2 separate regions of the Mus musculus genome follow, and region 2 is linked to region 1. The links are chromatin loops, found by intact Hi-C in ENCODE. Cell type or tissue: heart. All regions are shown on one strand.

What was found. Peaks named below come from ENCODE experiments on the same cell type or tissue, not always from the same donor. Only the 100,000 strongest peaks of a DNase experiment are listed, where the experiment ranks them.
Region 2: a loop joins it to region 1, with 4 times the contacts of the local background. A loop is called at or near these places in 1 of 42 quality-filtered maps.

Annotation. Positions count from the first base shown.
Region 1 is chr4:41,274,410-41,276,909 of GRCm38, forward strand. It overlaps Ubap2 (ubiquitin-associated protein 2), which reads right to left and starts at 726. Exons shown (of 29, transcript NM_026872.1): 1 at 631-726. In heart, no CTCF peak of the experiment used is centred here; a DNase peak (open chromatin) is centred at 992; H3K4me3 peaks cover 1,697 bases; H3K27ac peaks cover 1,812 bases.
Region 2 is chr4:40,970,436-40,972,935 of GRCm38, forward strand. It overlaps Nfx1 (nuclear transcription factor, X-box binding 1), which reads left to right and starts at 508. Exons shown (of 24, transcript NM_023739.3): 1 at 508-624. The coding sequence starts at 600. In heart, a CTCF peak has its summit at 1,529 (motif pointing left); DNase peaks (open chromatin) are centred at 516 and 1,056; H3K4me3 peaks cover 1,834 bases; H3K27ac peaks cover 1,522 bases.

The DNA of each region.
Region 1 (2,500 bases):
TTCACAAGCACTCTTACCTCACCTTAAAGAATAAATAAACTATGACACCACCAGACTTCAATAGGGCATGAAGAGGAAACTCACAGAGTTTCAACTAACACCAAAGACCACAGTAATGAAAAGTAGTAAAATTGAACTATGCCTTCAGATTAAGTGGGGAGAGACTAGAGCGCAGAAGTTGGGCACTAAGACCAGTCCCAGGACAGGCGCCAGACTAGAAAGCTGAAAGGTGGTCCGGATGGGGCGACAGCGTGGCGGAGGAGCTCCTGCCAACGTGCAGGGACCGAGGTGGGAGAGAAAACCACACCCTCCAGGATAAAAACCCAAAGGGGGGGGAGGGGAAGGCGCCCCCTGGGGCTGGGTGGGGCCGGCCAACTAGGATGGGGGGTGGGGGGTGGAGCAGGAAGCACAGGGCAACCTGAGCGGGAGAGGAAAGAGAGTGCTCAGGCCTGGACACACTACGGAAACATGAAGCCAGCGAGGGAAGCTCGGCCCGATCCACCCGAGTAGACGCTGGGGCATCCCAAAGGGGGCTGGGAGTTCAGAAGACCTTAGCCCAGGTCCAGAAAGCATACACTGCAAGGTTCAGGGCCCTGGGAGGCAGGATGAAGGGGACCGGGTGACAATTACCGCTGCTGCTCTCGTTGGACTCGGGACCCGCCGCCGCCGCCGCTCGTTACCTGCCAATGTGCCTCTTACAAAGCGGCGGCGGCGGCAGAGGCGGCCCTGCCCGTCACGTGATCCCTACGTCACGGGAGAGGGTGGAGCCAGTACTTGAAGATTGAACGGGGTTACCCGGCTGGCTAACACAGCTCTGGGAGCTGAGCGAGAGGAACTATGTGGAGGCGGCGGAGATGGTGACATTGCTTGTGGTCAGAATTTCAGGGTCGTACTATCCGCCGCCTATAGAGAACCCACTATTAAAGCGTGCGGTCGCGCTATGATGACCTCAGAAACACTGCAAGATGCTCGATGCGTGCGGCTCTTTCGTCACGTGACATGGTGCAGCCACTCAAAGCAAGCCTGGCTTCTAGACGTTTTGAGGGCGAACTACAACTCCCAGAGTGCTGCGCGGCAAAGGCACTCTCTACGACCGCCTTTTCTCAGCGTGCTCCTAAGTACAACTCCTGATTCTGACTTATTCGAGCATCTTATGGCTAGCTTCCGAGTTAGTACCAATGGGTGCCACCTGCCAAGCGAACCAGCGTGGTTCCTGCTGGGAGGTGTAGTTCTGGCGGAGAGTGGGTCTAGCTCCCACGTTGCGAGGCTGGCGCTCCGCCCTGCCCTCTGCGCGGGAAAACGCCAACCGCCAGCTGCTGAGCCAGACACCCAGAACGTCCTCGGCTGAAGGCCACGAGACTTCAATGTAGTCAAATGTGGACTGCTTTCTGCATTCCCAACTCTCTTCTGCAGGAAACAACTACCATTCCTTGAACGCCAACGGGATGTTAGAGGTGTTCTAGCCCAAAAGGCTACTAGTATCGGACCGGTTTTGCAAATAGGAAAGGAAAAGTTATTTTCTGGCATAAGAAACCTAAATCAGGTTTTCCTTGTTGAGAAGTTACCTGATCCACCTCTTAGTAAAGATGTTAACCTCAGGAGATTAAGCAAAAGTAATGGAGTTTTGTTGTTTTTTGATTTTTTGAGACAGGGCTTCCCTGTTTTGGAACTTGCTTTGTAGACCATACTGGCCTCAAACTCACAGAGTGCTGGGAGTAAAGGCACGTGACACCACAGGCCGACTCAAATAAAGATTAATCACTAGCATATCTTTAAAAAATAAATAAATAGATAGATGTTGCGCTGGAGAGATGGCTCAGTGGTTAAGAGCACTGACTTCTCTTCCAGAGGTCCTGAGTTCAATTCCCCGCAACCACACGGTGGCTCACAACCATCTGTAATGGGATCCAATGACCTCTTCTGGGGTGTCTGAAGACAGCACAGTGTACTCACATACATTAAATAAATAATTTTTTTTTAGATGTTTAAAACACTTTAACTCCAGCCCAGACTAACCTAGCCTTATTGTGCAGTACATGGTGACCGCTAACTCTCAGCAGTCATCCTGCCTTGGTCTCCCAAATGGTGGTATTTCAAGGATTATAGACAAGAGTCACCCACCATGCCTGATTAATATGTATTTCAAATATATACATATATACCATTCATATATATATAGATGTTTTACCTGTATGTATATATGTAGCACATACATGCCTGGTCAGAACATGGGATTGGGTCCCCTGAAATTGGAGTTAGAGATAGTTATGATCCATATTCTAGGTGCTGGAAATCAAACCAACATCCTCTGGAAAGACAATTGCTCTAAACAGCTGAGCTATATCTTGTTAAAAATTATACATTTAAACATAATAAACCAGCACTCGGGAGGCAGAGGCAGGCAGATTTCTGAGTTTGAGGCCAGCCTGGTCTACAAAGTGAGTTCCAGGACAGCCAGGGCTATACAGAGAAACCCTGTCTTGAAAAACCAAAAAAACAA
Region 2 (2,500 bases), 300 kb before region 1:
TTTAGATACTGTGTTTCGTTTTACACAGACAGGGATAGGTAGCCCAGGACCTGGAACTCACTACATCCCACTCCCATCCCACCCCCGATCCAGCCTCCCAGGTCCTGAAGTCGTGGGCTACCTAACCCTTGGCAGGTAACCTTTTATTGTTTTGCAGTCTTTTCCTCCACAATGCCCTTTGATTACTACAGCGCCCCCCCCCCCCTCGTCGCCTGCGTGAGCCGCTCCAGGCCGCCTCTTAGCTGAAGGTCATTTGAAGCCGGGCGGATGGCAGGACTTGACAAAAAGGCGTAGCAGCTGGAGAACCCAGCAGCTCTCGAAAAGCAATTACGCAAGTTGGGGGCAGTAGATCCTGCGGTCCGGGTGGGTCTCCTCCAGCCACTCGTGTCCCCCCCGCAAACCCCGCTTGCACCCGGGCCGGCGCATTTGTCTGACGTCCCAAATGCGCCATTTCACTGTGTGCTCAGGTAGCACCACCCCCTTGGCTGTCCCCGGGCGCGTAGGAGCGACTAGTCTCTCGGCGCCGGAAATCCGGGACACGTGACCAGGTGACAGCCTTCGCTCGGTGGCGGGGCTCGCTTGAGGTGCTGCGGCACGGGATGGCGGAGGCGCCTCCGGTCTCAGGTACTGTCCCGTTTCCCGCGCGGGACCCCTAGGGTCTAGCAGTCTAGTCCGAAGGGTGCGGGCCATTGCGGTGGCAAGTGGGGTGCGTGCTGCGCGGGGACAGTGGCTCGCGAGGGCCAAGCCACGCGCGCTGCACGTACGGAACCCTCCTCCATCTTCCACGGGATGGGGAGGCTCGGCCCCTGGGTTTCCGAGGAGAGCGGGCGGGTCCCGGCGCCAAGGGAGCGGACGTGGGCCTCTGGCGCCCCCCGCGGGGCTCCTTCCGGCCTTCCCGAGGCCGCGCGGAGCAGAGTCCGGCGGGCGGGCGGGCGGGCGGACGGCCGGCCGGCCGGGCGTAGGCGACTCTCCGTAGCGGGCCCTGGAGGCCAGCGAGTTTGCGCGCTGTGCTAGGGGTGTGTTCTTTACCTCTCGGAGTGGCGGGTTCCGCGCGCGCGGGCCAGCCAGCCAGCGGGCCCAGTCCTGAGGGGGTGTGAAATCCCATATTGAGGTGCGTGACGTGATCCAGTCTCAGTTACCTCATCTGTCAGCCTGGAGTAGTAAGCTAATTCCCAGACCCTCCCTGTTCTCTCCCTGATTGTTGGCTCACTCTCCCTCCTGGAGCTACCCCTGTGGTAGAGACAGCCTCATTTGACTGTTCGTATAAGCTATTTCCATTTTCTTCAAGGTGTATTGGTCAATCCGGGCTTTCAAATTTTGTGGACAGCAAAAAAAAAAAAAAAAAAAAAAAAAAAAAAAAGGAACGTTTTGCATGGGGTATTAGTACACATTTACCTAAATGTAAATGTGAACCGAGAAGCTGGGGCGCTAGTTCAAGTGTTTAAGAACAGTAGCTCCTCAACAGAGCAGTCACGTTCGCTTGCACAACCACCTGGAAAGCTGTGCGATCTGACGCCCTCTTCTGGCCACGGAGGGCATCAGCAAACACGTGGCATATATCCCGTCCCTGTCCCCCCAAAGCACCCTTGCTAAAACAGGAACACAAGATTAAAAGAAAAGTTTTTTTGTTTTTAAAGTAAACCAAATGTTTCAGTGCTATCAGACATGGTAGCGCACATCTTTAATCCCAGCCCTCGGGAGGGCGAAACAGGAGGATCTTTCGAGTTGGAGTCCAGCCTGGTTTACATAGTTGCAGACCATCCAGGGTTACATAGTGAGATCCTGTCTGGGAAGATGGGGTTGGAGGCCGAGAAGCAGAGGTTTCTTTTACTCTCAACAACATACTCTTAACATTACTATTAAGAAGAAGACCACGATGACGACTTGTCACAACCCACTGTGTAGATTTGACATAATGGCCTGCTCTTCCTGAAAATCACAGCAATGTCCAACATTGGCTTGAATTACAATTGCACTTCTGACAGATTGATGGGCCACTATTAGGATGTGCCTGTACAGGTCATGTTCTTTTCCCTGTCTCAGTTTAAAGAGTGCAAGAACACATTGCATTGGTGTGCCCCAGTCTTGACTTGAATGTAAAAATCTTCTTGGAGAGTGGAGAACTTAGGCAGATACGTTGTCACTCCCCTCCAGGCCTTCACTGGCCCTCTAAACCGAATCTGTTCGTTTTCTCCTCCTCGCCCTGACTTATTTCCACACCCTTGGACATTTGAAGCAGAGCTGAGTGAGGGCTAGCTGTGACTCGGAGTTTTAGCCTCTGGGACTGCGCTCTAGGTTACCACCGACACGCCCCAAAGCATGTGCTGAGTCCCTGTGTTCAAGAAATCCCTGCCTCCTTGGTCTATAGTCTTTGTTCTTACTTTAACATCATTTCTAGCTCATCCACTTCCAAAAGTGGTTCTCAACCTTCCTAATGCTGCAGCCCTTTAATACAGTTCCTCAGGTTGTGGTGACCCCAACCATAAAATTGTTTTGTTGT